Linked DNA regions of Mus musculus: all the other regions are linked to region 6. Evidence: chromatin loops called from intact Hi-C (ENCODE). Cell type or tissue: heart. All regions are shown on one strand. Links, peaks and the distances in the headings refer to the core of each region. The heading gives the core; the rest is flanking DNA. Region 1 holds the start of Rif1 (replication timing regulatory factor 1). Region 2 holds the start of Prpf40a (pre-mRNA processing factor 40A). Region 3 overlaps Cacnb4 (calcium channel, voltage-dependent, beta 4 subunit). Region 4 overlaps Nmi (N-myc (and STAT) interactor). Region 5 has its middle 2.6 kb from the start of Stam2. Region 6 holds the start of Arl5a (ADP-ribosylation factor-like 5A). Region 7 overlaps Cacnb4 (calcium channel, voltage-dependent, beta 4 subunit).

What was found. Hi-C counts contacts between places; a loop is a spot of excess contacts. Peaks named below come from ENCODE experiments on the same cell type or tissue, not always from the same donor. Only the 100,000 strongest peaks of a DNase experiment are listed, where the experiment ranks them.
Region 1: a loop joins it to region 6, with 5 times the contacts of the local background. A loop is called at or near these places in 3 of 42 quality-filtered maps.
Region 2: a loop joins it to region 6, with 2.6 times the contacts of the local background. A loop is called at or near these places in 5 of 42 quality-filtered maps.
Region 3: a loop joins it to region 6, with 4 times the contacts of the local background. A loop is called at or near these places in 20 of 42 quality-filtered maps.
Region 4: it touches region 6 in a loop (4-fold over the local background); 2 of 42 quality-filtered maps call a loop at or near these places.
Region 5: it touches region 6 in a loop (5-fold over the local background); 4 of 42 quality-filtered maps call a loop at or near these places.
Region 7: it touches region 6 in a loop (3.0-fold over the local background); 14 of 42 quality-filtered maps call a loop at or near these places.

Annotation. Positions count from the first base shown.
Region 1 is chr2:52,071,120-52,075,119 of GRCm38, reverse strand. Rif1 (replication timing regulatory factor 1) reads right to left here and starts at 2,283. Exons shown (of 36, transcript NM_001355415.1): 1 at 2,254-2,283; 2 at 1,867-1,983; 3 at 795-873. The coding sequence starts at 1,970. In heart, for the core only: a CTCF peak has its summit at 2,143 (motif pointing right); a DNase peak (open chromatin) is centred at 2,289; H3K4me3 peaks cover 2,590 bases; H3K27ac peaks cover 1,663 bases.
Region 2 is chr2:53,188,033-53,192,414 of GRCm38, reverse strand. It overlaps Prpf40a (pre-mRNA processing factor 40A), which reads left to right and starts at 1,161. Exons shown (of 26, transcript NM_018785.3): 1 at 1,161-1,392; 2 at 2,315-2,446. The coding sequence starts at 1,183. It overlaps Arl6ip6 (ADP-ribosylation factor-like 6 interacting protein 6), which reads right to left and starts at 331. Exons shown (of 4, transcript NM_022989.4): 1 at 1-331. The coding sequence starts at 292. In heart, for the core only: a CTCF peak has its summit at 2,420; DNase peaks (open chromatin) are centred at 374 and 1,104; H3K4me3 peaks cover 2,639 bases; H3K27ac peaks cover 2,018 bases.
Region 3 is chr2:52,588,860-52,593,241 of GRCm38, reverse strand. The region is part of intron 2 of Cacnb4 (calcium channel, voltage-dependent, beta 4 subunit); the gene reads left to right. Among named protein-coding and RNA genes, the nearest start is that of Cacnb4, 86 kb to the left of the region's middle. In heart, for the core only: CTCF peaks have their summits at 2,137, 3,290 and 3,491 (motif pointing right); a DNase peak (open chromatin) is centred at 1,971; H3K27ac peaks cover 1,737 bases.
Region 4 is chr2:51,968,303-51,972,684 of GRCm38, reverse strand. Nmi (N-myc (and STAT) interactor) reads left to right here. Exons shown (of 9, transcript NM_001141949.1): 2 at 58-97. Among named protein-coding and RNA genes, the nearest start is that of Nmi, 2.7 kb to the left of the region's middle. In heart, for the core only: a CTCF peak has its summit at 2,131 (motif pointing left); a DNase peak (open chromatin) is centred at 334; H3K4me3 peaks cover 321 bases; H3K27ac peaks cover 345 bases.
Region 5 is chr2:52,742,577-52,746,958 of GRCm38, reverse strand. No RefSeq gene overlaps it. Among named protein-coding and RNA genes, the nearest start is that of Stam2, 2.6 kb to the right of the region's middle. In heart, for the core only: CTCF peaks have their summits at 2,643 (motif pointing left) and 4,003 (motif pointing right); no DNase peak of the experiment used is centred there; H3K4me3 peaks cover 654 bases; H3K27ac peaks cover 251 bases.
Region 6 is chr2:52,422,393-52,426,774 of GRCm38, reverse strand. Arl5a (ADP-ribosylation factor-like 5A) reads left to right here and starts at 1,901. Exons shown (of 6, transcript NM_182994.2): 1 at 1,901-2,185. The coding sequence starts at 2,140. A430018G15Rik (RIKEN cDNA A430018G15 gene) reads right to left here and starts at 1,763. Exons shown (of 3, transcript NR_165461.1): 1 at 1,620-1,763. In heart, for the core only: no CTCF peak of the experiment used is centred there; a DNase peak (open chromatin) is centred at 1,834; H3K4me3 peaks cover 3,324 bases; H3K27ac peaks cover 3,353 bases.
Region 7 is chr2:52,577,323-52,581,704 of GRCm38, reverse strand. All of the region lies in intron 2 of Cacnb4 (calcium channel, voltage-dependent, beta 4 subunit), which reads left to right. Among named protein-coding and RNA genes, the nearest start is that of Cacnb4, 97 kb to the left of the region's middle. In heart, for the core only: no CTCF peak of the experiment used is centred there; DNase peaks (open chromatin) are centred at 864 and 2,624; H3K27ac peaks cover 277 bases.

The DNA of each region.
Region 1 (4,000 bases), core at 1-4,000, 350 kb after region 6:
AAGTGGCCAGATGAGGCTAAGAATACACTCAGTCCGATATTAACTATTACAATTAAACAAGGAAAACAAGTTAACTAATTTTTTAAAGTGTTCCAAAAAGCAAAATTAGCAAAAATTAATGTAAATAAAAATAAATAACACGTACTGTGGGGTATGTCAGTGCCAGCCTATAATCCCAATTGGAAGGCAGAGACAGGATTGTCACCTAGCTAAGCTACCTGGTTCCCAAACTGGAAAAAATCCCTCTGCCCCAAACAAACAAACAAACAAAAAAGCATGAATATGAATACTGTCTATCGAAAGGGAAGACTAAGATAGTTGCCATTTTAGGACAAATTACTCAGACCTTCCAAAACACAGATCTTATTGTTTTAATAAGACATAAGCTTTGAACTGACAACCCTAGACACTTTAGACTTTAGGCAAATGAACCGATTTCCTAACCTGCAAAGTGGGGCTTTAAAGAGCAGACTTGGTCTATGGATGTAGCTTAGTGGTACATACATGAACTGAAGTGAGAGGACACATAAGGTAACTGAGAGCACCTGATGAACCATATATAATCACTTGAGATAATAATCTCATCAATATAACTGATGATATTTTGTATTCAGGGCATTAACAATGCACTGGATAATGATGCTCCATCCACAGTGAAAAACCATTTTATCAGAAAGCTAGTCAGAGTTGCTCCTGGAATCCCAGATTTGGAAGGCTAAGAAAAGATTTCAAAGGGCTCAGTCTAGTGGGTTCAGACTGAGGCAGTGCGAAGTCATTAAGAAAGGAACACAGACCTTTAAAACCGTGTACAGCCGAGAAAGGTTTTTCTCGATTTCTGCAATGACTTCTTTTCCTTCTTCTCCAGTCATACGACTTTAAAGGAAATAGAACATAAGCTTAGTCGAAAGCATAAACAAACAAACAAAAAGTTATTGCCATCACTTTAAGGATTACTTTCAGGGCTGGAGAGATGATCCAGGGTAAGAACACAGAGAGGCTCTGGCAGAAGACTGGTGTTCAATCCCAGCACCCCTATCGTGGCTCACAACCACCTGTAACTCCAGTTCCAGAGCCATCCAACACCTGGAGCCGCAGGCACTCTAACTCGTAACTGGCTTTTTGTTTTAAGTTTTTAAAGACGACTTTCAAGCCCTTGGAATTAACCTCTTTCTTTAAAAAGTTTAAAGGTATAGAGAAAAAATGTTTTAAGTTAGACCACATATAAGCGGTAACTTGCCTCAAAGCTTTTTGGCCTCGAAAACGTATTTTTTCTTTTCTTTTTTTGTAATTTTTACATGAGAAAAGAAAGTGGGAATCCCTTTCCCTAATCATGTTTTCTAACTCAGAAAATACGAAAGTTTAACAAAATTCAGAAATTTTTCTAAAGCCTTTCAAATAAGTCAAAACGGGGTTCCTGGCTCTGCTTTTTTTTTTTTTTTTTTTAAGCCAATTCTGGGGCCGGTTTGCTGACTCGCGCACCTGTAATCTCAACCACTCCGGCAGAACCACAAGTTCGAGGCCGGGGTCGGGGGATGAGCACTGGAGCGAGCCTGAGCCAAAGACCCTAACTAAACCCACTAACTCCGGATCGCCAACTTTCCCACGGCGTCCGAGGTTCGCAGGGCAAAGCCCTGCTCTCCAAACGCCTCTCGACTCCAAACTTTTCTTTAAAGGCTTTCCCGTCTGCGGGCCAGACAAAAAAATACAGAACCGCTCGTCCCCGAAGAAGCCCTCGGACGCCGCCGCTGCGCCCCGCAACGTCACTCGGCAGGCAATGGCCCGGTGCACCCCGAACTACCCGCGTCCGCCGGGTCCCCACGGCTGCCCCGGCTCCCGCCCCGGGCTCGTCCCCCCGGCCCGCCTCACCTGGTCAGAGTTAGGTAGGCGTCCGTCTGCTCTCCCGGAGGCACCGAGGGGTCTTCCCAAGTCTCCAGAAGCGGCTCCAGGGGGCTGCGACCTGGGGCCGTCATGTCGGCCGCCACCCTGCAGCGAGGCCGGAAGACACCCAGTAACCGGTGGCACGGCCCGCGCGGCGCCCTCACCTGCACGCCGGGCCGCGCGCTCGCAGGCCGGCCTCCCGCCTGCCCGGCTCCCGCCGCCGCTTCCCAGGCAGCACGGCCGCGAGGGGGCAGAGGCGGCGCCGGCCGGGCCGAGCCGAGCCTCCCGCTCCTCACCCCCCACGCGGGAAGTCCGCTCCGCAGCTCGCCGCCCCGGGGCCCGCCGTCCGCTCCCGGCTCGCGCTTATTTACTCACGCGTGCAGCCCGCTCCTCCACGACCAAGATGGCGGCGGGGGGCGGGCCCAGCGGCGCGCGGGAGCCGGGCAGGCCTGGCGGGAGAGGCTCGAGCCAATCCAACGGGCGGTGGCGCGCCGGGCTGCTCGATGGCCTGCTGCCCGCCCCCGCCCCCGCCCCCGCCCCCGGAGCACCTCGGGGGGTGTGTATCGCCTCCAGCCCGGGGCTAGAGATGGGTGATGTAAATTAGTGCCCCACTCCACCTGACTCCAGCTACTTGCTCAGCCGACCAAGTTTGCAAAACTCCAGTGCTTCCCAAAGGAGCCCACAAAACCATTTGATTGAGAGTGAATGGCAGGCTGTTGGGCTTGTTTTGTTGTTGTTTGCTGCTGCTGCTGTTGTTGGGTTTTTGTTTTCTAGAGGTCCACTTGCTAAACCTAGCTCTCTGCCTCTAAGCCCCAGCCCAATGAGTAAGTCGGAGGTGCCTCAAAAGCCACGCATTCAAGCTTTGGTCTGTGACCTTAGGAAATTGACTTCATCTCAGCTTCTGAGAGTGGGGACTAGTGGCAGCACATTTCTTAGCGGGGGGGAGGGGGGGAGTGTTGCTAAAGGAGACCCATGGCGTGCATAACAAAGGCCTGGAAATGGGCGGTATTGATTTGCAGATTTCAAAATACCGCCCTTCAGCCTTGAGATTCCTCAGAGGCAACTGCCTAGAATTGGTTTACTTCCATTGGACCCCAGGTGTAGAGGGGTGACGGTGGCCCTGGGATACACAGGTGCGGCAGAAACGACAGTAAACCCTTAAACAACGTGGTAATCATTGAAATCGTTTCACGTGCCTCTCAGCACTCTCCACAACCCGCAAGATTGTTTCAACTTTAAGCACAGAAGGTCAGGGAAGCAGGACCTAGTGGCCCACGCCTTTACTCCCAACACTTAAACTGGCTAGGCAGACAGATAAAAGAGTTCCAGGACAATCAGAGCTACATAATGAAACCCTGTCTTTAAAAAAAAAAAAAAAAAAAAAAAGTAAAAATAACAACAAAGAATAATAGGGCCACCCAGAGCCAGGCTCTACTAGCGAATTTGCCTGGCACACTGAAGCCCTAGGTTCCAACCTCCAGTCTGCCGCTTGTTCTCAACAACCCACCAGCACCTAACTTTTCCCTGTGAGAAGCCCATATTTTAAATCCCCCTTTTCAAGAATTATGGGTCAGTTAAGCCCGGTAGTACACACCTGTTTCCCGGCACTCAGAAGGCTGAGGTAGAAGACAGCTCCGGTTCCAGCTCTCACTGACTTACAAAGCAGGCCCGTCACAAAAGTCAAAGCAAATATTGACAAGCCTTCAGCTTCATTCAGTGGGAGTGGGGAAATCCGTGGAATCTTTCCGTCCTTTACCCCACCACCACCCACATTCCTTCCATTGAGATTTAAATTCTCCTGACCCCGGGTGCTCAAACACAGAGATCCTCCAACCTCCCGCGTCTGGGGATTAAAGGTGTGCACCACCACACCCAGCTCTAGATCTCCTAAAATGACTTAAGTTTCTGCTGGTTGGTCCAAGGTACTGGGAGCAACAAGTGTTGCTTTTGTAAAATCGTTGAGCTCCACATGCAATTTTACTAGGCTAATGAGTTCTCTGCTCTTTGGTGTTTTCTATCTCATAGAAAAGGGTGAAAGATTAGAATCAAAACAAATTCCCTTACCCACACAGACTACCTGCAAAATTTCTAGAAAATTTAATCAACACAAATCTGTAATCCC
Region 2 (4,382 bases), core at 123-4,122, 770 kb before region 6:
GCTTGGCCGCAGTGGCCGGGAAGATGCCGTTGCGCTTATCCGGCAGGACCGGAGACCCGTCCCCGACCCGGGGGAGTAGCGGGGCCCTCTTGGTCTCCGACGACGCCCTGGCTGAGAACTCTGCCCGCAAGTCGCGGGCCACTTGGTCGCATCCCTCGTCTTCGTCGCCTTCGCCCTCACCCCAGCTGTCCCCCTGAGTGTAGTCGGAATACCCGGGCCGAGTCGCAGGGCCTGGGGTAACCTGACGGCGCCTCCGCGCGCCCGCAAACCTCCAACTCTCCACGAACGACATGGCGGGAAAGACTGAGAGTCCCGCGAAGGTCGGCTGTCCACCACCGCCACGCCCCGCCCCGGCTACAGCCAATCAGAGACGGCCGTCGGCGGACCCAACCACCGCGCGCAGAACCGTAGGGGAGTGCAAGAGCGGGTTACCCGGGGACTCCGCTTCCGGAGGCGCCGTGGGAGCGCGCGCCCATGGCCCGCCGCGACAACACTCTCATTTATTCCACCCTTTCGGGTCCTGTGGGCACGCACCTCTCGAGCCCCATGACCGCAGTTCCGCGCCTTCCTAACCGCCAGTCGCTTCCTCCCTCGGGCGAGAGATCTCTGTCTTTACCGCTCCCCGCCAGATACAGTTCGCGCCTCCGCCCTTCACTATGCCGGGCGCGCGCGCAGCTCTCGAGTTTCTCCCCCCCACCCCCAAAGGCACGACCCCCTCCCCAGGGCAACCGCGCGCGCGCGCACTAGGCCGCTAACGCCGGGTGCCGCTTCCCCCGCCCCACCCCCACCCCACCCCTGGTGGCCTCAGGTTTGTGGGGCGAACGTAACTAGGGCGAGGGGCTGGACGCCACTGCCCCACCCCCCGACGGGGTGCGGTGGCCCGAACCCGGGAATCTGGGTCCCCGCCGTGTCCCCTTTCCTGGGGGAAGTTGGTAGAGTTTCCCCGGCAGAGCACTCGACGCAGAAACTTCCTCCGTCCCCCCTCCCCCCCCCTCCATGCAGGCGACGCCGAGCGAGGCAGGGGGCGAATCGCCGCAGAGCTGCCTGTCGGTCTCGCGCTCTGATTGGACAGTAGGGAAGCCTGTCAGTTTATTGGCCCCGCTGATCCCGCCCCGCAGCTCAGGGCAGCCTTTACCCTTTGGCCCCGGCGGGCGCCAGCCACTCAGATCGCTTCTTGTTGGTATGTGCAGCGGCAGTGGCCGCCGACGGAGCAGTCTGAGCCCGACGATGAGGCCGGGGACTGGAGCCGAGCGTGGAGGCCTCATGGTGAGTGAAATGGAGAGCCAACCTCCCTCGCGGGGTCCCGGGGACGGGGAGCGGAGATTGTCCGGCTCAAACCTGTGCTCCAGTTCTTGGGTCTCTGCTGACGGCTTCCTGAGGAGACGGCCCTCGGTAAGGGATCGGCGGGGTAGGGGAAAGCGGCACAATGAAAAACCGAGTCAGAGAAACAGGAAGCTCTCTCCAAACGGAGAAGAGCATATCAGGAAGAGAGCTGCAGATGGTGGGCTACGTCCCAAGGGGGAGAGATGGAGGGCGGGAACACACAAAGAAATAGGTGGGACCTTGGACTTGCCAGTGGTCTTGGCCTAGGTAGATAGATGCCTTAGGAAGAAGGAAGGTGCTGGGCCCCGGGCGGACTGTGCATCTGAGAGCCCCAGGCTTGACTTACAGTAGGGACACTTAAGTCTGTGGGACTTAAGGAGCGGCTGCTGCGGTCTTATTTCTCCGGGAGTGGTGGTGATTTGCAGGGCTTGGGGGATTCGGTTGGGAGAATTGGCTGCGGATACTTAGTTTCAAGCCAGGAACAATGGAAGTATTATATTTTAAGCTCCCTAAAACGGCATGAATTTGTTAGTGTCTGGGACAGTTTAACTCTATTAAAACATTTGTGAAGTACTCTTGGGTACCCGCACTCTGTTTTAGGTCTTGTCCATATGAATGTAATTTTAAGTAGTATAAGCTGGTTATGTGTATAAAGGTGACGGAAGTTGTGTTCATCGTAATAATTTTTTAAGTTGGAATTCAATACATAGTCACCAAGTCTGACCAGTCATTTAACAGTTTGTTAAGTCATTGGAGAGGGGTTGTAATCCGCTAATGGGTTTAACTTTTCCATTATTTTGTAAATTTTCAGGCCCCATCTAATAATCACTGTAGTGTAATTAAGATTAACTTCAGTATATGCTAATACTGTAATTTAATCACAGTGATTTAATATTGTGCCTTAATTGATGGGTTTTAGTTGTTGTTTTTGAAATGACATTTTAAAGAAGCATTTAACTGTCTCTCACTCTCCCTTTTTATTATTTTTCAGATGGGGCATCCTGGCATGCATTATGCACCAATGGGCATGCACCCTATGGGTCAGAGAGCAAACATGCCTCCTGTACCTCATGGAATGATGCCACAGATGATGCCCCCTATGGGAGGGCCTCCAATGGGACAAGTAAGAAGACGCTTTCCCTTTGGCTTGCTTAGTTTTGTTTGAGTGTGTCGAGATGTATTTAAGATGTAAGTCAGTGGTGTACTTGCAGCCCTTTAAAGGTTAGTTTATATCCACGTAATGTCTTCAAACAAGACAAAACATTACATTGCTCATGTCTGTAACCAAATTTTGAATGTAGTAAGACTGTATGAGAAAAAATTAACTGACTTCCTCAACAAAATTAAGCTTTAAAAAAAATAAGCCGGCTGTGGTGGCGCACGCCTTTGATCCCAGCACTTGGGAGGCAGTGGCAGTTAGATCTCTGAGTTCAAGGCCAGCCTGGATCTATAGACTGAGTTCCAAGACAGAGAAACCCTATCTGGAAAACCAAGCAAATAATTTAAAGTGAGAGTATACATCTAATCTATTTAACTTAGTGACTTTATTTCAGGCATTATAATTATTAATGGTCTAGGAGTAAATATATATCAGAAGATAATCGTGGTGAATGTGTAAAGCCTAGCATCAGAAAAATAGTAGTTACTTGGGGTTTTCATGTAGAATGAATTTTATTCTTGGAGTATCTTCCTCTTGTTTGGGGTGCGGAGGGATTTTCTGCTCTATTACTAATTCTTTCCTGGACAGTGCCAAATAGGTAGCTCATTTTCTACTTAATTTTTGAATGATAATTGCTTCTATACTCCTACTTGTGCGTTGCCCCTTGAATCTCTAGCACAAATCGTAAATGGACGTTTTTTCGTAGGAGTGATTGGATTAAAAGGTTTTAAGATGACTCAGGAACACGGGTAGAATTTCTAGAGAAGTGGTCAAGAAAGACAAGAGCTTGAGGTGCATCAACAGTTCTGTCCTATGCTAGGTTCTATATAATACACTGATTCTTAGGTGGGCTGGGTTATTCCAGTTGAATATCTTGATAAGTCATGAAATTTTTGATTAGCAGAATATTTTAGAAAGCCAGTTGTATATTTTCTTTTGCTAATGAGTACTATTGAGTTTGACGATGGTTTGAGCAATGAAGGCTAAAGTTACTGGTGAAATTACAGGGGGAAACAGGAACTTGTGTTTTTTTGTTTGTTTGCTTTTTTTATTTTAAAGAGTAGAATGGCTCAGTGTTAAGTGGTTTTCTTTTATATTTGGAATATAGCCCTTAATTTTGGATAAGAAAATTGTATTCAAAGGCACCAAACTGAAAAGATTCTGCCTGCAGGAGTTCCTTATAGAAAAGATTCTTTTGCTCTGTTACTCTCGAATAATAATACTTTAAAACTCCCTAGGATATGCAGAGACAACTCTTGATTCTTTTTCTGTATCTTTCCATCTCTAAGCAGCACAAAACCCTTCTTGTTTTCTTGGTAGAGCTGCTCTAACTAGATAATGAGCTTTAAAAAATATTTATTCTCTAATGCTCTGGTTCTTATTTAAAATTAGTTTCTTTCCACAGAAAGATAAAATAAAACAATTTGCTACTGCCAGACGCTTCTCTCTTTTCTGGGGCCTTCTGTGTCCATTGGGCCAGGCAAGGTAAGTTTGCAAGGGGTTGGCCTGCTTACCCTTGCTGTCCCGGTGCTGTTGCACTAGCAGTCCTGAGATGCCAGCTACTCATTTTTAGTACAGTGCAGATTTTACTTTATTTTTTTAAGTAATTGGCATACACTGGTCACAGTTTGTTTTGTGGCCCCTTCTCTTTAGCTGTGCCAGTGACCATATTCCTAATTAGTTTACTTTATACTTACACACTTCAGATATTTTGACTTTTGCTTCATGGTTTTCTACTATTATTAATTTTTTTTTTAGTCTAATATGTTCTGTGCACCTGACTGTTTAAATGTTTAGCATTCTTCCTCTGTGAGGATAATGAATACTTTGGGAGACCAGATCTGAAAGTCTCAAGAAAATTGCTGTTATTTTCTCAAAATTAGGTCATTATCTAGTGCCC
Region 3 (4,382 bases), core at 249-4,248, 170 kb before region 6:
ATATTGACTTTGCTTCATTTAGATTTCCTTAGCTTTAGCCTGGTCCCCCTGACTCCCCACCCCCTTTTGTCTTAAGGTCACACCCAGGATGCCACATGATATGTAGTTGTCACATCTGCTAGGCTACTTTGGGATGTGACAGTTTTCTCTGGCCTATTTTCCACCCGCTTTGAGCTAATTTTTAAGAGGTGTCCTTTCTCGACTCAGGGAAGTGCAGGATGGTGATATTCATAGGGACATTCAACTCCCTCGTGAATCTTTCCATCAACAAATACTTACAGTACTTAGAGATGAAGTAGCTGAACCTAACAAAGGAGCCACAGTACATTGCCTTCCTTGTCTCATGCCAAGCCACTTTGCCCTTCACAGTGTTTGAAGATTCCCCCGGGGATCTTGTTAAAATGCAGACTTGTTTGGAACTTTCACAGCGGGGGTCAGGGTTTTGTGTTTTTAACAAGCTCCCAGGTGCAGCCATGCCACCCCTCCTCACCCTTAGGATGCAGACCCCACACTTAGGCAGAGCTCCACACCGGCTAGTGAGAGCCTGGGGAAGGATGGAGGATGGAGTGGTAGGTAAACTGCATGTCTGCCAGCAAGATGTTTGCAACTTAGAGAACAAAACGGGAGAAATAACCTAGACACAGAAGACTCAGTCTTGTGGGATTCGGTACATACGAGGTATTAAATGCAGAGACAGAAAGTAAAGTGGGATCACAGCTGTCTCGGGGAGGAGGGAATGGGGAGTTGGTGTTAGATGTGTACAGACTCAGTTTGTACAATGAGAAGATTTTGGAGGTGGATGGCAATGAAAGTTGCACAAAAAAAAAAAAAAAAAAAAAAAAAGCATGTCGTTAATACCACCGAACGGCACATTTAAAAAATTGTCAAAGTAGCAATATTTCTGGTGTGTGTATTCTACCACAATTGAAAACACTCTTTAAAAAGACACTGTGAGGGCTGGAGAAGTTAAGAGCACTGGCTGCTCTTCCAGAGGTCTCAGGTTCAACTCCCAGCACCCACATGGCAGCTTACAACTCTAACTCCAGTTGCAGGGGATCTGATGGTGCTTAACACAGACACAAAACAGTGCCCATAAACCAAAAATAAAAAATTGCTTAAAAGACTAGGTGTTAGAGTTGTCAGGAGAAAGATGAATGATGTCAGTAGAAGTTCAGACATGGAACTTGGGTAATGTGACAGGCACAACGTGCTTATAGACTCATTTCTAACAATGCTTTGAGGCAGCCACTTGTCATCTTGCTGTCCAGATGACAGGATCAAGAAGGGTCACAGAATGGGTTTGGAGGGCTGTTTTAGTCAGTGAAGTACTTGCTATTAATTCATCAGGACCTGAGTTAGATCTTCAGACCCAAAATGGAAAAGCCAGGCGTGGTGGCATGTCGCTGTAACCCCTGTGTGAGGGAGGTAGAGGCAGACAGAACCCTGAGGCTCCTTGGCCAGTCAGCCTAGTGTGAAGAGCTCTGGGCTAAATAAGAGACTCTGTTTCAAAAACCAAGTTGTCCAGCTCCTAGACACCACACCAAGACTGATCTCTGGTCCTTACATGCATTCTTTAGGGTCTCAACAGTGTCTTCCATGGTCGATAGTCAACATACATGGGAACAGTTTAAAGCAAGATGACGGGGCCCATGGGACTGTTGTGAATTGAGGAGAGCATGTCCCATTCAACCAAAATTCCAGGGACTTAGGCCACTGATAGGCTTGGGTAATATTGAAAGTTGGGAGGTCCTCAGATCCCTGATGATGTGCGTGCGGCCTGCGTCATGGGCATGCAAGACCATAAGACACATGGTGCATGTCTTCCTGGCTGTGTCAGTAGAGTAGGAATGAGTGCAGTTTCACCAAGTGCCGTAACTATGATGTTTGTAATACAGCAAGGATGGGTGGAGTAACTCCTGAGGGTAGGCAGTGTCCTGAGCACTCTGCTGTGGCCTCTAATGACCCATTCACTCATGGTTGTTATCTCTGTCGGCCACAGGGCAGAGCGGGCCAGGATGAGCACAGCAGAAACCCAGGGTGAACTGGTTGCACTTGTACTACTGTTAATTAACTCCAGCTTTCTGAAAGCTGCTGCTTTTGTTTCTTCATGGCACTGTACTACAAGAGCAATTTAAACAGGAACCGCTAGATGTCGCCACCCAGTGTTTCTTAAATGTGGCAGAAGCAAGGGACAGGGCAATTCTCCCTCTACCTTGAAGACAATGGAGCAAAAGCTCGATCATTTATGACTTCCTGTTGGAAAGTGTCACCCTGAGCAGCTACCACAGTGGACTATCTCCTTTCCACCCTTTGCCTTAGCTGACTGTTTGCTTGTGGGTTTTTTTTTTCTTTTTCTTTTTAATTTTACAAAAGGCAATGGGAACTGTCATTTCATACGTCAGCTTCTTCCCACACCAACTACAGGAGCTGCTGTAGGCAGGAGGGGAGGACAGAATTGACCACAGGGGCTTTGGTGGAGGTGGGGGTGGGGGGAAGGGAAGGAGTGAGGGAGGAGGGAAGGAGAGTAGGGGTAGGAAAGGCAGCTTGCTTCCTATTTAAATGCACTTATGAATTGCACCAGTGCTATAATTAGGCCCTTACTCCCAGCACTGGCAGGAGCGCAGCAAATATATGCTCAGCAGAGGCACAGTGGACCTTGTAAATTGTGTGAGACAGCAAGGAGCACCTGGGCAGGGAGGCGAGAGGGTCCTGCGCCTCTTGGTAGCAGAGGGTGATGGAGGGACACGTGCTGTTGGCTTTTTCAGAAGACAGGAGAGGGGAGGAGAAGCTTCATGCTGCCCTGGATAGAGGAAACTCACTCGTTTAGCACTGAGTTATCCAGTGTGCGGGCTCTGCTTCAAGTGCCCACAGAAGAGAATCACATTGAGCAAATCAGTCAAGTAAGGCTTCCCTCTTTCCCAGCTCCAGGCACTTTCTCTTCTGTGAACTTGCAGAGGATTCTCTAGCTCTAAATCCCATCAATACAGTGACAGATGACTTTTTTTTTTTAACTCAGTGCATCTAAGGCAGACAGTGAAGAGAACGTTCTTTAAAACAACGATATGTAACACAGACAAAGGTAGGCAGGGAGGTGGTGGGGGACCACGGGAAAACCTTGGAGCATTCATGGGAACTCATCTCTTAGCTTTTGGGCAGGAGGTTGAAGTACACAGGGTGAATTGGGAGCTGATTGAAAGGCAGGGCTGAAAAGGCTGCGAGAACGGCTGCACAGAGCTTTGGGAGACTCTGGAAAATCAAAAGAATGGTGCAGAGCAATGCTTTCAACTCAAGGAGGAAGAGGTCAGCCACAGACCAAACGCTGTGCTTTCTAGAGCCTTGCAGAAATGGTTTGTGATCAGGTAGAAGGCAATGCTTTGCCTCGGCAATAGAAGGAATTTGAAAAAAAATAATGTATTGTTTAACTATGTGTACCTTTGCGTGGGTCTCTGTGTGCACATACACATGGAGGGCAGAAGAGGGCAGCAGATTCGCTCTAGCTGGAGATAAAGTGGGTGTAAGGTGCCCAACAGATAGTGGGGACCAAACTTGGGTCCTCTGCACAAGGAACAAGTGTTCTTAACTGATAAGCCATGGCTCTTGCTCGAAGAATGGTTTATTACATTTTATTTATTTATTTGTTTGTTTGTCTATCTATCTACCTATTTATTTATTTATTTATTTATTTGATTTACAGTGTGTATGGGGGTAGGGTACATGCATGCCACAACATGCGGGTGAAGGTCAGAAAGCAGCTTGCAGGTGTCTCTTTTCTCCTTCCACTATTTTGGTCCCTGCAGCAAGTGCCTTTACTCCCTGTGCCATCTCACTAGCCTGACAGCACACATTTTGAAAATTTGGAACAACACTATTGAAGCTTTCCTTTGTGTTATTAATCCATACAGAGACTTTGTGTTAATCCACGAAATGCAAAGACTAAGCTCTCTCAAGTGGGAACACTGCTAACATTAGTCGTAACTTCTCCTCACTGGAGGGAATCAAAATTACTTCCATCTGCGTCCCGCGTCATCGCCAACACCACCTAGAAGGGAACTGGAATTCATATTCATTCATTCACACTCAGGACATTCAGATAGGAAGACTGCTGTGAATTTGAAGCCAGACTGAACTAATAGGGAGTTTCAGGGTAGGCCGGGCTACAGAATGAGAGTGTGCATCTCTGTCTCTCATACCATATAAAAACAATAGCAACACTAATAAGACCCTACTACACATTTGAGCCATGTATTATCTTATGGGATTCCATAAACAGAGGACCCCCAAAGAGATGGGAATTTCCCCAGGAATCTCATTCTGGGAGAAAAAAAAGGGTGCCAGCCCAGAGTGGGAAGTTGTCTGCTGGGAAGAGATTTTACACAGCTTTA
Region 4 (4,382 bases), core at 116-4,115, 450 kb after region 6:
AAGGTTCTTAGAAAAATGGATTTCTCAGGAAGACTATTATTTGTATTTCTTTGGCAGGTGCTGAGTTCTGTAGTCCTGCCTCACTTTTTCAGAATATGTAAGTTGTTGTTGTTGTTGTTGTTGTTGTTGTTGTTGTTGTTGTTGTTGTTGTTTTTGGAAGGAGATGTTGAAAGGAGAATATTCAATGTAAGTTCTAGCGGGCACTGGTTTGGGTTAAGAGGACTCCTGCTCCAAAGGCACCCGAGCTACCTTGTGTGCCCCGAAGGAAACTTCCTGTGTCCTGTCCAGCCAGGAGAGAGGGAAAGCAGCAGGTTCCACTGGGCCAGAGAATGAAATCACCTCTCCTTTACTCCCCACAAAAAGCTCTTGAACATTCACCAATCAGTTATTCTGTTCCGGTCTCCCCGGCCCTGACTTGCAGAGAACTTAACTGTGAACCAATCAGTTCAGTTTCTGCATTTTCAGCTTTCTTCTCTGCCTATAAAGCAAACTTCTGCATAGCAGTGAAAACATTTGAGGCAACTGCTTTCTATTTACATTGTGCTGGCTTTGAACTCTTGATCCTCCTGTTACAGACCTGTGCCACTACACTCAGACAGACCACTTACTCGATTTATTCAATCAAGTGTGCCCTGATTGTAAAAGAAATTCAATTAGGATCTTTTAATTGTTAACATTGTATCCATCTTTTGACTTGTTTCTGGTCTATACAACATGGATACATTATAATTTCTTCCTTCCTTCCTTTCTTTTAATTTAATGTATATGAGTACTCTGTAGCTCTCTTCAGACACACCAGAAGAGGGTATCGGATCCCATTACAGGTGGTTGTGAACCACCATGTGGTTGCTGGGAATTGAACTCAGGACCTCTGGAAGAGCAGTCAGTGCTCTTAACCGCCGAGTCATCTCTCCAGCCCATTTTCTTCCTTCTTTATGCTGCCAGGAACTCTGTGTACCCGCCCCCCGCACCCCCCCCCCGATATAAGTATCCCTAGGAAAATGAGATGATTTTTTTTTAAGTTTACTGCCATAATAAATTACATGGCCTTGGTGGCTTATGCATACATGTGTGTGCATGTACACACTTTTCAATTTAAAAATACTTACTTTTAGTACTATTTTAAAATTAGATTGTGTGTGCCCGTGTGTGCCTGTGTGTGCCTGTGTGTATCCGTGTGTGCCCGTGTGTGTCTGTGTGTGTCTGTGTGTCAGTTGTAGGCATCTGCGGCTCTCCCTGGATAAAGTAAAAGGGCTAGCAGAGCTGTCTTCTGTTCTGGGAGCTCTCTCGGGATGAACTCATTCCGTCTCCATTTCCAAAGTTAGGACCAGCATTGCTTCTCTGATCATGTTTCTGTGTTCAGTCTAACTCTGGTGTTATCCCCTTCTTACTCTAGAGGGCCTTCTGGATCATGTTAAGTTTTCACACACAATGCAGGATGATCTGCATATTGTGTGTGTGTGTGTGTGTGTGTGTGTGCACTCGCGCAGGCTAGCACGTGCATATGTGTACATACCTGAGCATGCACCTGTGGAGGCCAGAGGTGGAAGGCTGGATATTGTCTTCTCTTTTGCTCCACCTTAATTTCTGAGTCAGGCTCTCTCAATGGACCTGGACTTTGGCTAGACTGAGAGTGACTTTCAGGACACCTTCGAACCTTGCCCAGGATGGGAAGTACCAGTGCTTACCCAGCAAGCTCTTTACCCTGGAGCCATCTCTCCAGGTTCCACCTCTGTATTTTACAATCAGCATCCTGAATTCAGTTTGCAGCCTTAAATCTTCTCTGCAGTGTAATCTAATGTTTTCACAAGTTCTTGGGACTAGAACATGGATGTCTTTGAAGGTGTCATTTTTCTGCTTACTATAAGATTGCTTGAAAGGGAAGAATTACCACATATTCCACACAGTGTGAAAGGGAAAATATTTAGATGAGAAATATGATGAACACATTCTGGGGGCGCTATGTAATAGACCACTTACAGCAAGAGATTTTAAGAATATTGGTGTTTTGGGCTGGAGAGATGGCACAGAGGTAAGAGCACTGACTGCTCTTCCAGAGGTCCTGAGTTCAGTTCCCAGCAACCACATGGCGGCTCATAACCATCTGTAATGGGATCCGATGCCCTCTTCTGGTGAGTCTGAAGACAGTGACAGTGTACTCATATATAAAAATATATCAAAATAAATAAATGAATCTTAAAAAAAAACAAAATGAATCTAAAAAATGTTTAAAAGAAGAATATTGGTGTTTTAATAACAATATTTAAAAACAATTATAAATGTTATAATTTCTTTCTTAAGAAATGTAATAAGAGGAATTAATATCTATATGAACATGAATATATTTTCCTGGGAAGAAAAAATATCCAATATAAAATGCACAGTGTAACGTGCACAGTTCTTGGTTGCATAGGTTCCTGTCATAAATGTGAGCAGGCGTGCCTGCCTGTAATCCCAGTCTTTAGAAATTTGTTGATTATTCAAAGAAAATGACACATGTAATCAAAGTGCCTTGTAAGCAATAAAGAAGAACTAATGTCCTCTGGGAAGGTCAGAAAAAGCTTTAGGAACTTTCTGGAGGTTTGCTATGATCCTTGAAGAACCAAAGGATTTCATTTGGTGGAGGTTGAGGCAGCGAAGGACCCTTGAACAGATCTTTGTGAGTTAAGGATCTGCTTAATTAAGGCTGAGGGTTCAGTTGTGGTTAGACTGTTAGATCTTAGATGCATGCATATGTTTATGTAATTTTAAAGAATGCATCTAAAATTATCTTACATTTATAGAAAAGTTGCATGTCATATAAAATGATATTTCTCTCTGGATTATTTGAGAGTAGATTTTCAAGCTAATGAGCTTGATCCAGCAATACTTCAGTGTATAGTTCTTACTAAAAGGGTGTTGGGTGGAAGTTCCTGTTTGAGTATATCACAGTCTGAAAAAAATCAAGAAATTAATTTGTGATATTCACTAACATCTAATCATTTTACCATTTGTCCCAATATGAGCTTCATAGATTACAATAATTGTGTTTCTGTAGTTTCCTTTAACCTGGAAATTTTCCCATCTTTCTTGAAAAAAAATTCACTTAAATAAAAAAATCAAAACAGACAAATTATAGCCTAGACAGCGTCTGACTCTAAGTTTGTCTGCGACCTCTTCCTGATTTTGTTCAGACTGTGCATACTTGGTCACGGCGTCTCGTCAGCTTAGTCCAGCCTATCAGGGGCCATTTAGCCTATTATTTATTTTGAGGATCTAATTTTGATCCCTTATGCTGGGTTTCCTGCACTGTGAAATTACTCTTGTTTAAAATTTATTTTGAATTAGTTTTCAGTTCACATACAAAGAAAGGGTTTGCTCTATGGCATTTTCACATGTGTGCTACTGCTCTCTCGCTGCTTTGGCTGGCCTCCTGTGTCCCTCTTGTTGAGTCCCTCTTCTCCAAATACTCTCCCCTCTACTTTCATAATATATGTATATATGTTAACATAATACACATATACATATATACACATATTCATATATGTACATGTATGTATATATACACATATATGTATATATGTTTTTGTGTGTATATGTATATATATATGTACTCACACACACACACACACAGTCCGGGTCTGACATGGCTGTGTAAGGCAAGGGGTGACACAGCTTCTGCCTCTGGAGCATCTCTAGGCCATTGATCCTTACAATCTCCACATGTGCTGATGACTGCTGTTGGCTTGAAACTGATCTACTGTCCCTTCTATTTGACTTTCAAACTCTCTTTCTGAGGAATGAACGTTCCCCATTACTCAGAGCTAATGATGTCATAATAAATGAAACAGATGTGGTTCTCAGGAATGAGGGATGGAAGCCGTCATGAGGCTCTGAAGGATGAGGAGCAGGCCTTCTGCTTAGCCTTTAGGGCCATGGGAAAGGATCAGGACAATGTTTTAACCACAGAGTCCATAAAAGCCTACATGGGCCTTTGTATAAATAGTTCATTGCCAGACTTGGCCTTGAATTTGGAATCACGAGGAGATACATTTCCCTCCGGTCCAATGGCTGTTTTATTAATTAGCCAGGGTGAACTTGGGGACATCAAGGATAGAGAGGTAAAGTGCTCTCCAGAAGAAAAGGCATGGATAGGAAAAGAAGGAATCTATAAAAAAAAAAAACAAGCAAAAGATAGATTTGTTTATTTTATAGGAGAAAGGCTTGTATACATACGGTCTAGAAACAAGTGATATTAGAATGAGAGTATGTGAGGCCATGGATGAGGAAACAAAGATTAGAGAATTAAAAGATGACGTATACGCATATAAAAAGTTAATGCTGAGTTCTCTTGGCTACTTGAAGCACTGGAGATGACAGTGTCTGGAGAGATATTAGAGAAT
Region 5 (4,382 bases), core at 264-4,263, 320 kb before region 6:
GGTTTCTTTGGAGACTCAGTTGTGTTATGTCGTTTTTTTTTTCTGGAAATTGTCTTATGAGAGGCTGTTTTTATTGAGGCAGACATGTGGGAGGATGCTTTGCTGGTGTTTTTCTGGGAGCAGCCTGGAAAAAGGACATGTGATGTTTTGCTAGAGCAGATGCTTGAGAGAATGTGATATTTGGAAAGGGTATAAGTATAACCCAACCAAGAGTGGATGATGCTGTGTGGTATTGGTATGCCTTACTCTTCTTTGCTGGTCATCTTTCATCTGTCACTTTATAGAGAGAAACACATCAAAAAATTCTGGTGGTGTTCAGGCAGCTTCTTGCAACTTCTTGCTGTTTCCATTTCCGTAGACTCTGTAGCCAATTGGAGGAGCCTCGCTATTTCTTGTGTTTCGACCTGCTGTTGCTGATTCATGAATGGTGTTTGTAAGTGGATCGAGCTGCTTCTGCTGGTTCAAGTGAACTGAACTGCTGATATCCTGGCAATGCAGATTGGATTTGCTCCAGAGAACCATTTCTAAACAAGTCCACATCCTCCTTTGCTCTGTTAACCTTCCCTTTCCAATACCTCTGGTGGGTGGTGGGCTAGAAGGAGGGTTAAAGCATTTAAGAACCCTTATTAAAGGTAGAGTTTGAAAGATCTAAGCCTACATTCAAAGCAATAGTTTGTTTTTTTTTTTTCAATAGAATTGCCCACCTTTATCATGGCCTTCCTTTATCATGGTGCACACCTCTGGCCTTATCCTTGGACCTGACCTTGAATGTATGTTTTCTTTGATCATTAATTTGTTCCAAGCCTATTTTTCTTCCTAGTGTAATATATGCACTTATAATGTATGGTAGCTCACTGTAGTCCTTCTCATGCAAACTTTACTCTTCTACAAGGGGGAGGTACACTCTACTTTTGATACTAAATTTAAACTTTCTATTAACTGTCTTAACTTCTTATAATTATTTCAATCGAATTAGGAATTCTATAAAACCATTAATTCATCTAAACAGCATCATTTCACTAAAGTTCATCATCTTCATGTTAATCTGCAGGAAGTTTGCCCAATAGGGTGGGCTAATGCCCAGGAATCAATTATAACAGACTATAGGCAGAAAGGGACTTCCTTTGTCCCATCACATCTTATCAGAAAAATAATGAATACAGCACTGACAAATATGAAAAGGCATATCAACAGCAATCCTCTGACTAAGCTCCCAGGGCCATGCCTTTCCAGGATTCACCCACCGCAGCATAGAATACGGTGTGCAGTCTCCAGGAAGCTCAGTTGCCCACTGCAGCTCCTCCTGTGTGTGTCTGCCAAGTTACTATACCAGTCACTAATTCTATGTGGGTACTTACATTTAATAAGATGAAACTCATTTAGCTCAGTTCCTGATGTGGGAGGAATGAGACTGCAGAATGCAGAAGGAGCTCTCTGGATGGATAAGCTTTATTTAGGTCTTTGAGCTGACAGATTTCCTTGATGTTGTGAATGCAAGTGACCGACCTATTTCACCTAGCTAGAAGACAACGGCAATATGCTTCTACCTCTTTCAAGATTTAGCACACTGCCTTTGGTGTTTCTTCACCAACAAGTAGACTCAACTTTGTCATGGTGTGTCTGGAAAACACTGTCCCTATTGTGGAATAATAAGGGTAACTCAAAAAGCATGTGCCGGGAGAGTGAGAACATACCTGAAGATGGATCTTGGTGCATACATGAGTACGTGGCCTAAGGTAAAGGTATCGAACTTGCTGATTGTAAACCCAAGTAACAGAGAAAAACACTGAAACAGGATTTATCTGAAATTGATTGTATTTCCTGTCACCATGGAGATAAGTACGAAAGATACTGCATTAAGAAAAATGAACAAGGGGGCTGGAGAGATGGCTCAGCGGTTAACAGCACTGACTGCTATTCTAGAGTTCAATTCCCAGCAACCACATGGTGGTTCACTACCATCTGTAATGGGATCTGATGCCCTCTTCTGGTGTGTCAGAAGACAGTGACAGTGTACTCACATACATTAAATAAATAAATAAATCTTAAAAAAATAAAAATGAACAAGTCAAATTACTTTGCACATCTGAATTTGCAGGTTATTTCAGACATATCTTTTAAGTGCTCAATTCCTTCTATACGTGAAGTAACAAAACTCAACTATCCTCTTGTGGCTAACACAGGGTTTGCTCCTGATCACTACCGAAACTGTTCTTAATTAAGTGAACTCACTGACTGACTAGGTATGTATGCTAGCAGGTAAATAAAGATACTTGAGCATGCTCACCATAAAACAGCAGGAGCAAGGATCCTCTAAAATGATATTTTCAAAGGCTATCCCTCAATTCTTTGCTTTTAATACAAGTACTTTTAAGTTATCTCATGTGGTCTTTGCTAGCAACCTAACTGTTTGGGACTCCTTATTCACATGTGGATTGATATCAGATTATATTCCAAAATATCCCTAAATGGGTGCCATGTGTCTTATATGCTAGAATTAAAAAATTAACAGGTTTGGGCTGGTGGGATGGCTCAGTGGGTAAGAGCACTGGCTGCTCTTCCAGAGGTCATGAGTTCAGTTCCCAGCAACCACATGGTGGCTCACAACCATCTATAGGGGGATCTGATGCCCTCTTCTGGCAGGAGGATGTATATGCAGCAGAGCAACAATACATTAAATAAAGTTAAAAAAAAAAAAGTAGAGGGAAAAAAATTAACAGGTTCTGCCAAATTTCTAGGTAACTTATTTCCATTCTAACACTGGGGATTAATCCTAGAAAGTGTCCAGACATATTCTGAACACTCTAGATTAAGATGCTTAAAAAAAAAAAAAACTAGTCCATTAACCTGCAAATGTTTCCATCTCACTTGTAAACCTAACTTTATAGTAGATAATGTATTCAATTCAGATGATTTCACACAGGAAGAATCTATTATCATCTCCTTACACTAGAGGTTGGAAAATAACGTCTGCTTCTTTAATATGTCGATATGTAGGGTACAGAAGATCCTATCTCAAAACTGAAAGAAGAGTCCATAAATAAATAAACACTGAAATGATTCTCAAAATTAAAAAAAAATTGTTGAAAAACTTCAAGTCCTAGAAGGAAGGGCTCGTGCTTCAATAAATGGCTGAAACTGACTAGAGCTGCCAGCTTTAGTTTAAAAATACTTAATTACTTGAGACCGGGTCTCACTATACAGCCCTGTCTGACCTGTAATCTATATAGGTGGATAACTATATAGATCCACCCGCCTGTACCACCATGCCTGGTTATAAAGATCTTTTAAATTATGTGTGTTTATGATATGTGTGAGTTGGAGGGTCCGTGCTCGGGATACTGCCGAAGGGTGTGTGTGTGGCGGGGAGAAGACACCTTTCTGGAGTTGGTTCCTTCTGCCTTGGCTTCTGGGTGCTGAACATCACTCTTCAGGCTTGGGCTAGAAGGGCTTTTACAGCCAAGTGATTTCGTCGGCTCAAGGTGCCAGCTTTAGATGTGTGCTTTTCCATTCAAAAGCCATGGCCACATTCTAAAAGTACTTACCGTGCACTTTCTTACCAGATACTGTTTTTTAGATCCTGCGTTCACACTGTGAACAAAACTCATGGAATTTATAGTCTAATGAATAAGGATACTACAATTATCTGTACTATAGAGAGTGATAAATGATATGAACAGATACGAAGCAGGGTGAAGACGTACAGGGCAACGTATTGCAGGAAGAGTGTTTGCACACTTATACTTATTTAAATGCCTGGCTGGATCTGGTGGGAACCCGGATTTATGACTCTTATACATAACTAAGTCATTATAAATGTTTTTGCACTATAATGCTTGAGTGCACTTCACTCATCTTTGAACATGACTCAGCGATCCGCCTACCTCTGCCTACCACGTGCTGGGATTAATGGCGTGGGCCACAACGCCAGGCATTAGATTTTTAATTTTACGTGTCTGCATGTGGGTATAGGACGGTGAGTGTAGATGCCTACGGAAGCCAGAAGAGGGTGTCGGGTTCCCAGGAACTAGGCATTACAGACTGCTGTAACCCCTGCCTCCGCGAAGGTACGAAAACCTCAGCAGCAAGCGCTCTTAATTGCTGAGCCACCTCTCCAGTCCCTTCACTCGTCTTTATATTCCATGGTCCAAGCTCTGTTTTCATGCAGGAGAAATGAGAAGCAAAGAGTCTCTCCACAGCCGCTTTCCAGGGTGACTATTTCGGCTTGGTTAACCGCGGGATCCCATGAGCATCTACAACCCAGGCGGCAATTCTCAGCGCCTCTCATAAGGCGACAGCTGTTTCCATAGCAACCAGACGCGATGCGGGCGCGGGGTCCGAGTAGCAAGACCTGACCTGGTACCCAGGAAGTACTCGGGTTC
Region 6 (4,382 bases), core at 161-4,160:
CTCTGGAGTTGCCTGGGAATTGTTTTTGCTAAGGAGGGCAAATACAGAGCAATGGCAAAGCTCACTGTTTCTCTTTAGTTCCACAGGCTGTTTCCCAGTATCTGGAAACAGTTGTTTCTTGTGTTGTATCCAGTATTCTGCTTGTTAACTGTAGAATGGTAAAGCACATGTTTTACTCTCTCCTGCCTTGAAGCTGAGGTCTTTCATGGCATTTTGCTCATGACTTTAAAAATGGATAAAATATTTAGAAGGTCTCAGAAGGAAGAACAAAATGTTTGATATCCCTCATTAAAGATTCCCAGTTACATCTATAGTTAACAATTTTGTATTTTGTCTACTAAAGTCAGCCAAGATTCTACTAGTCAACTCCATCCCCCCTTCTGTGAGGGACACTTGGAAAATAGCCTAAGAGACCATTTCCTTAATAGAGTTCTAAAACACAGATCTCTAACTTCATGGGTAAATGTAGGTCTGGCATACATTAATAAGTTGCCAAAGACATGTGGGAATTTGTAAAATGACTCAGAGCCGCTAAAGCCCTGCCTAAACTGGATGGGAATGGAATCACTAAAGAGCTCATGTAAGTTGGTTATGCGAACATTGATCTTCTAAACAGCCCACTGGCTATTAAGTATATCCAGATCTAATTCTCCTTTATGTATGCCTCCTCTAAGACTGGCATTTGAACGCAAGCCCCCAAAGAAGATGAAGAACTCTTTCCCATACATTGAGCTATACGGTAGTATATGGTTAGGAGTCAGGCAGAGTATAGTGCTTCATTTCATGTGGCTGTTGAGGATAAGGTCGGGAACAGCTCGAAAGGGCCTTTCACAAGTCTCCCACATTTTTCCGTCTCTGCCTTTTTTTTTTCCCTCCCTTTTACAAACTTAAAGAGGATAGAAAGAGATGATGCTGATTCTACTCTTTTTGTTTGTTTATGTGTGTGGAAGAAGTAGACAACCCCAGTTTCTCTTTGAGTCAAAACTATCACAGTCGTCAGTTAACCTCAGGAATCGACCCTGTTCCTACATCAGGAATATGGAGATCTAGAGTCTACCTGTTTAGCTAAAGGGAACTAAAGTAAACAAAAACAAAACACAGGCAAGAACTCTTCGTTCGGATCAAGTTCGCCAGCGATTACTTATATTTTACTTTTCAGCCACTTATCCTGCGGGGAGTGGGGGTGGGGGTGCGCAGGGGCGCAGAGCTGGACACTCGCATACCAGGAGGCACAACTGTTTAAACTTTAGGCAAGCAGCAGAATGAAGAGCACAGACAGCATTTGGCCATCTATTTAACATGATGGTGACTCCTGAATGAGAGAAAAAGACGATCATATCGTGAAGACCAGTGAGTTTCTTGTCTACAGTCTTTTTGGACTCAGCTCAGACGGCTTTTGTGCCTTAAGATTTTTAAACCGGGGAGATACTTAAGGAAAAGTGTTCTAGCCAAGAGTGGCCTGAGAGCAGAGGGAGATTGGAGAGGGAAGAGCGCTGAGAAGCAAAGGTAGAAGTACGAAAAACCGCAGCGACAAAAAAAAAAAAAAAAAAAAAAAAAATAGGCCAATGATTTCTGCTGCTTGTCAGGGAAAATAGGCTCTAAAGAGACTTAAAGCTTACCATCGTCGGGGTCCAAACCTGGCACTTTTGGAGTTGAGTATGGTTACATATTTGCATTGTGACTTAGAAACAACCTCAAATCCCCGACATTGGCGCGCCTAAAGCGCCGCAGCCTTCCTTCCACTGACCCTCCGCGCCGCAGAGGCCTCCCAGCCCCTCGCCCCGCCTCCAGCCCCCTTGCCCCGCCTCCAGCTCCCTCGCTCCGCCTCCGGGCACGGCGCCTGCGCAGTCCCCTCGCTCCGCCCCGCCCCTGCCCGAGCCACCGCCGGAGAGGAGCTGGGGGAGGACGGTGGCCCGCGAGGTTCGAGCAGACAACGCGGCGGCGATGTCCGCGAGCCAGGCGAGCGCCGCGGCGGTAGCGGCGGGGCCTCGCGCGTGGCTGGGCGGCCTGGGCTGCGGCCTCCCCGCGGGTCCCTGGAAGCGGGCGCGCGGCCGGCGCGGGAGCAGAGGCGGAGGCCCCGGCGCGTCCTTCTGCCCCGCAGCCTGAGCCCGGGAGGCTGGAGGGCTCCGCTGCCCGAGGATGGGAATTCTCTTTACCCGGATCTGGAGGCTGTTCAATCACCAGGGTGAGGCTGGGCCGGGCGGGGAGGTCCCGGCCCTTGTCGGGCAGGAGGGTCGCCTTTGTCTCCGGGGAGCTGGGGAGAGGTTCCTCCCGCCATACACCCATTTCTCCGATTTGATCGCGAGCGCAAAAGGTGCCCTGCCCCACGCCGAGGGCCCAGCGCGCTGCCTGGCCTGCTTCCATCCCCGTCGCCTGCCCGCAATTGTGTTTGGGCCGCACGGGCAACAGCTGGGGTTCTAGAGTGAGGACCGAGGGCCCTGACCCTAGCGGCGCCACCGAGCCCACGGCTTGCAGAATGCGGAAAACTGGAACTAGTGCTGGATCCGTCTGGTTCGCTTTGGGGGGTGGGGGTGGGGGTGGGGGTGGGGGGGATGGGCGGGGAGACCCTCGCTGCGGAATAGTGATGGAGTGTCTCTCCTTTGCGCCGTTTGTCTCAGTGGTAAAGGTCAAGCCTAAGGTCGTTTTCTTTCTTAGGTTATTAGAAGGTTTTGGGTTTTGTTTTGTTTTGTTTTGTTTTTGGCCCTTGTTAAAGTGTTTCGCTGAAAGCTTTTAAAAGCCTGCCTCGGGAGGCAGGCTTCATTAGCATTAGGTAACTAGCAGGTTACTGTGTTAAGTTCGCCTAAATGCAGACATTTGCCACGGAAAGGCATAGGGGATTTATTAAAAAAAAAAATTACAAAATGGGTGTGTGATACTGGAGAGAATATGGTCCTAACAGAACTACATAGTTACTGAAATGAAATATAGTGCTTTTTTTTAAAAAAAGCTCTACTTGCAGTTCATTCCATCTGTCAAGCACGTACAGTTTTTCTCTTGTATAAGCTGGTAGCGTTGTCGCACCCCCACTTTTTCCAGTTAAAACTTAATGAACGGTGGCGCCTACTATTTAGAAGGAGCAGTTGCCGGGCTTGCTCCTCCTCTGGGATAGAGCTGGTTTTATGGGACTTGTAATCCCTAGTGGGTTCTGCTTTTTTTAATAATAATTTTTTTAAAAATGATACCTAAGATAACGGTACTAAATGAAGTGGAAGGCAATAAAGAGGATATTTCCATTAGCTCTGTCTGGTCAGCAGAGAACGTGTGACGGGGTAGTGGTTTCTAGTGGCTTCATAATTCTGTGGGTTTAGATACTCTCACCTAGCACAGGAGGGATTTGTGGGGTCTACAGTTTTTGAATATTTAATCTCTAGGTTTGAAGTACTAAAGGTTACATTGTTGTAGAACTGGTGATATTTGTGTGGGTAATAAGTGTTCTTATTCTAGTTCTGTCCTCTACAGTCTTGAATTTAGTGAGACTAGTGTTTCAGTTCTGCTTTGGTTTAGAAAGACCTTTTGCTTTAAAGTGTCTCTGGTACTGGTCTCACTTTCTTCTTTGAGTCAGTGACCAAACCGTTGCTGTAACTTAAAAAATGAATTAGAACTTTAAAAGAAACTCACCTAGTTGCACATGATAGCAGGAATGCATTGGTAGCAGCACAGATCTTGTGCTCTGCATTTTGTAGTAGCATTTGCCTGAACGTTTACTCAGAGTTTGAAAATTAACAAGAGGATTAATAGAGTCCAGTTCCTAGGAAATTACCAGTCAATAGAGTGAGATCGTGAAGAAAAAAAATCGTTAAATGGTCTCTTCCCAGCTCAGTAGCCTCACGGAATTCACTGTCACAAACACTTGTTGCTAGTCTTGGACCTGTGGAGAAGGGGGCACATAAGTTAGGTGTGTCTTCGATGCTTTGTTTTACAGAAGGATCAGCACACGTTTCTATACTCTTTTCATGGAGAGCTGCGGAGAGAGGCTTTGGGTAATTGCAGAGTTTGCTATATCGATGAACGCAGAGACTTAGCAGCTCTGGCTTCTCAAAAAGCAGCTGCTCAATTAAAGCTGAGCTGGTGAACTGCTTGCTGGGCCCAGAAAACCAGAGCTATGTTTAGGTGGGGCACAGATTCCGGAGCGCTCAAACTTTATTCTAGATACTGCCATTTATTGACACCATTAAAAAGTATTGTAGCTGGGGCTGTAGCTTAGTTGGTAGAGGGCCTGCCTCCCTTTCACCACACCCATTCAAGAGATAACGGGATGTGGTGGTGGGGTCCCCTGTGATCCTGTCACGTAGGATGCACGTCCTTGGTTACATAGTAAAGTTAAGGCCAACCTGGGCTAACATGAGATTCTGTCTCCGAATATTTTCCTGGAAGAGAGGAAG
Region 7 (4,382 bases), core at 153-4,152, 150 kb before region 6:
GTGCAAGTCATACGACTTAGCTACAGTCCCTGGCGCCTTTGGGACTGCCGCCACACCCGCTCCTAACATGGCCCAATGTGAATGGGGCCATCTCTGGACTGGTGGTCCTGGGTTCTATAAGAGAGCAGACTGAGCAAGCCGTGCAGAGCAAGCCAGTAAGTAGCATCCCTCCATGGGTACTACATCAGCTTCCGCCTCCAGGTTCCTGTCCTGTTTGAGTTCCTGTCCTGCCTTCCTTCAGTGATGAACAGTAATGTGAAAGTGTAAGCTGAATAAACTGTTTCCTTCTCAAGTTGCTTTTGGTCATGGTGTTTCACTGCAGCAATAGGAACATTAATCAAGACACAGACAAACGGAAATTAAGAAGCTCTTGGCTTTCAAACCCCATGATGTCTGTTTATTCAGTCATTGGTACAAATCATTTCTAGACACTAGTTTCATGTTTTGTTTTGTTTTTTTCAAGACTACTAACAAGTACCAGATGTCAGTGGGGGAACTGGGGTTCTTCTTTCTCCTTCCCTGTCTCTGCCGGTGTTTCCTGCGACTCCATCTCTTCCAAACCTTGGAGTTTTCCAGTCTTGGAAACTGTTATTCAAAAGAGAGAAAATAAAAGAAATGAGAAAAACATTCTTTATTGTTGGAAAGGAATGTCAAGTTTGCTCAGCTCCAAGGACAGAAAGGAGGGGGAAACTTGTGCAGAGAGTGTGGACACTGGGCTATTTAGTTTTGAGTTACTAACATTCTTCAGTTTACAGATGGAAAAAAATAAAAGAGAGAAAGCCAGGAGGATTATGTAAGGTCACTTGGCAAGTCGTGGGCTGACCCAGCATTAATACTCGGGGCTTCTGGGTCCTCAGTTCTGAACCTCCAAGACACAATGCTTGTCCAGTTCTTCCTCCATTAATCCTTGGCTGTCTGGGCAGCGCATGAAGGTCTCGACACTCCCAGCCAAATGAACACATGGGAGAGAAGCTAAGTTCAGATTTGCTACTTTTGAGCCGAATTCAATAGATGAGAAGAGGAAATGGAGGCTGTGATTGTGTTATTCAGGCTGTGGGGTGGATGTAAGCAGATGGAGTTTTAAATTCCATGCTAGTATCAGTTACTGCAGTGCATTCCCTGAACCCAGGTAAGCTGCTGAAGTCAATGGATTTAGAGAAAGGTAACCACAAGGGCTGGGAGATGGCTCAGTGGGTAAGGTACTCGTGGTATACAAGTGTGATGGCCTGAGTTTGGATCCCCAGCATTTATGTAGAAGTGGGCTATGGTGGCACTGGGGGGTGGGGGCACATCTACAAGCAGATCCTTGGGGCTCCCTGGAAAAACTAGTACTGCCAAAATTATGAGCTCCAAAATCAGTGAGAGAGCCTGTATCAAGAAATAAGATAGAAAGAACAGTAGGCATATTAATGTGGAAGGGGGGATATTTGCAGAGTCTACCCCTAGACAAAGGAACTACCGGCTGTTGGCTGCTGGGGAGAGAATCAGCCTCTCTCAGGGATGAGCCCTCTTATTGGTTATCCAATGCAAAATGAAACCATAGATACACAAACAACAAAAAATGGGATCAGCAAGTGATAACTACATATACATATATATTCTATTATTTATATGTGTGTATGTGTGAAACAAATATGATCAAAGAAAAAGGCTATTAACTTGAAAGTGTCAGGGTATGAGAAGGGTTCACGGGAAGGCACTTGGGAGTTAGAAAAGAGAGGAAAAAGTTGGGGAGGTGATACAATTCTATCTCAATTAAAAACATTAAAAAATAAATGTCATTCTAATAACAATAAGAAAATAAGATGGAAAGTGACAGACAAAGATGCAGTGTTGACCTCTAGCCTTCATATGGGAACTCATGAGCAGCTGTGCCCCTCCCCATGTGGACACACACACATAAATTCCACCCAAAACCACACACATGCATACATATACACACATATGCACACACATGCATGCACACATACACACACATACATACACACATATACACACATATGCAAACATGCAGACACATACATGCACATACATACACACATATACACACATATGCACGCACATGCACACACACACATGTACACACACACACACACACACACACACATTCAACAACAAAACGAAGACAGTCTCCTTAATAACAACTTGCTCTGATTGTGTAAGTACAGGCTCCTCTTGTAGACTTCGACCTTCTTCGCCAGGTCACCTCTCCAATAACTTGGTAGCTATAAACCTACTTGGGGACATAAATATTTCAATAAATATTTATGAAATAAATAATATTTATTGAAAACCAGTCCAAGGACACGTTTTCTTCATCCCAGGAAGCACAATAGCGCTCATGAACATTCCTGGGTGGGTGGTGTACACAGCTCCAATGCCAGGTTCTTCCAGGATGTAGCCTTAGTAATGCTATTGGCGCGCGCATCAGTTCGTGTACAAATTCAAGGCCTTCTTGGAGGGGGTTAACACTTATCAAGCCTAGTGTATTATCCTTCTCTTGTGTTAGCCATGTTTCTGAACAGCTACCAGTTACAGATCTTATATTCAAATAGCTCACCAGGGATGTTTTCTCATCTGACCTCACAGTGACCTTGGCGCCTGAGAGCCTGAAAGAGTTTTCATTACACAACGGACTGAAGAACACTCCTGGTGTGTGTCTGAGGGGAGAGTCGGTTTGGCAGCTACCTTGGCACTTAATGCTTGCCAACCTCTCAGCAAGCATGCTTGCCAACTTGGAGGGCCAGCAGTACTTTAGAATGTGTTTTGTTGAGTATAAACTTTGGAAAACATTTCAGCCAGTTTCTGCAAACTTTTCTAATCCCATGTGTGATCAGCATGTGGGCTTCAAGTCTAAGTCTGCTTTCTGTTTTCACTCGCTGGGGCACAAAAGTCATAAAGATTTGCAAGCGCGGAGGGCCCATGCTTGAATGTCCTATCTGCTAGTCTGTGTGAAGATCCCATGAGGTCTCTTGTGGAGCAGGGACCCTTTTCCAGATAACAGGTAGAAATATAACCTGTACCGTTAGGATGGCTGGCTTACTAGCATGTTTGTGTTCGGATGTGTTCCTTTAGATTTTATCAACTCATCGAGGCTATAAAAATGGTTCCTAGCTTCTGACTTGTGTGTGTGTGTGCGCGCGAGCGTGCGTGCGTGCATGTGTGTGTGTTTGGAGAGAGAGAGAGAGAGAGAGGGAGAGAGAGAGAGAGAGGGAGAATGTCCCTTTGTGTATAACTCACTCTTTAGTATCTCTCGTAATCTGTCTTCTTGGCCTGCGTACTTTTCACCTAAATGTTGGTCCATTTGTACCGTGCCCCCTTCTTCCTACAAACTCTGATTTGACTAAATTTCCCTCTCCTGCGCCATCTCTCCTGGACCCAAAGCTCCAATTATTGTCTCCAAGCACACACATGGGTTTTCTGAGTCAAACCTAAATAGGATCCACAAATTATTTTGTCTCTAAGAGTGCTTCTGGATATAGGTATGTACCAAAACTATGTTTCAGAGCCTGACCTTATTCGAGAGGCATCCTTGTCCTGACTTCTCACACTTCCGGAAGAGTGTACCAGAGTTGAGAACCTTGTGAGATCCACTCACACAGCCCTGCCAGTGGGCGCCAGGTGGTGATGACTGAATTTGGAAGCTGACGAAGGTGTCATTTTGACAGTTCATAGAACTGAGGTTTTGCTGTGTGCATGGCTTAGAAAACCATCTAGGCTGTAGAATCTTTTCAAGGCCTCTTTAGTGACACAGCTTGACCTAGTCTTTGGAGAAGTGAAAGTCACTCAAAGGGTGTTCCATGTTCAGTTCACACTGGCTAAGTGCTTGAGGGTGTCAGTGTCTCCTAGGACAACAGAATGAGTCCCCTTGAGTAACGTAAGAAATGATAGGAAGCATTGCATTTCTAACTTGACCTGTGGGCAGCATATGGCTTCCTTGGGAGCTGGCTTGCATTTGAATAACCCGAGAATCATGTTATTATGGTCTGGGAAGCAGCTATGTTATTTCTGGAGAGACCAGGAACTTTGTACTGAGAAGTCAGGGCCTTCCGGGGACCTCGTCGGAGGAACTCACCCTGGCAAGAGTTCTGGCCAGTGTCTGTTGTATTTGTTTTCGTGACATCATTTTACTAAGTCCCTCAAGTCTATAATTGCTTTAATGTTGCATTCTTCATCCTTGAAAGAAAAACTAATAAAGCAAGGAGCGAATGTGCGTTTATTGTTTCATACCCCCCCAGGGCGGGGGGGGAATGGGGGAAATGGAAGAGAAAAGCACTTTTTAAAAAATAACGAATCTAACATGGTGATGGCCCGTGCATGTAATCCTACTAACCTGTGGCTCAACGAACTGGAGTTCTGGGTCATTCTCAGGACAGCCTGGG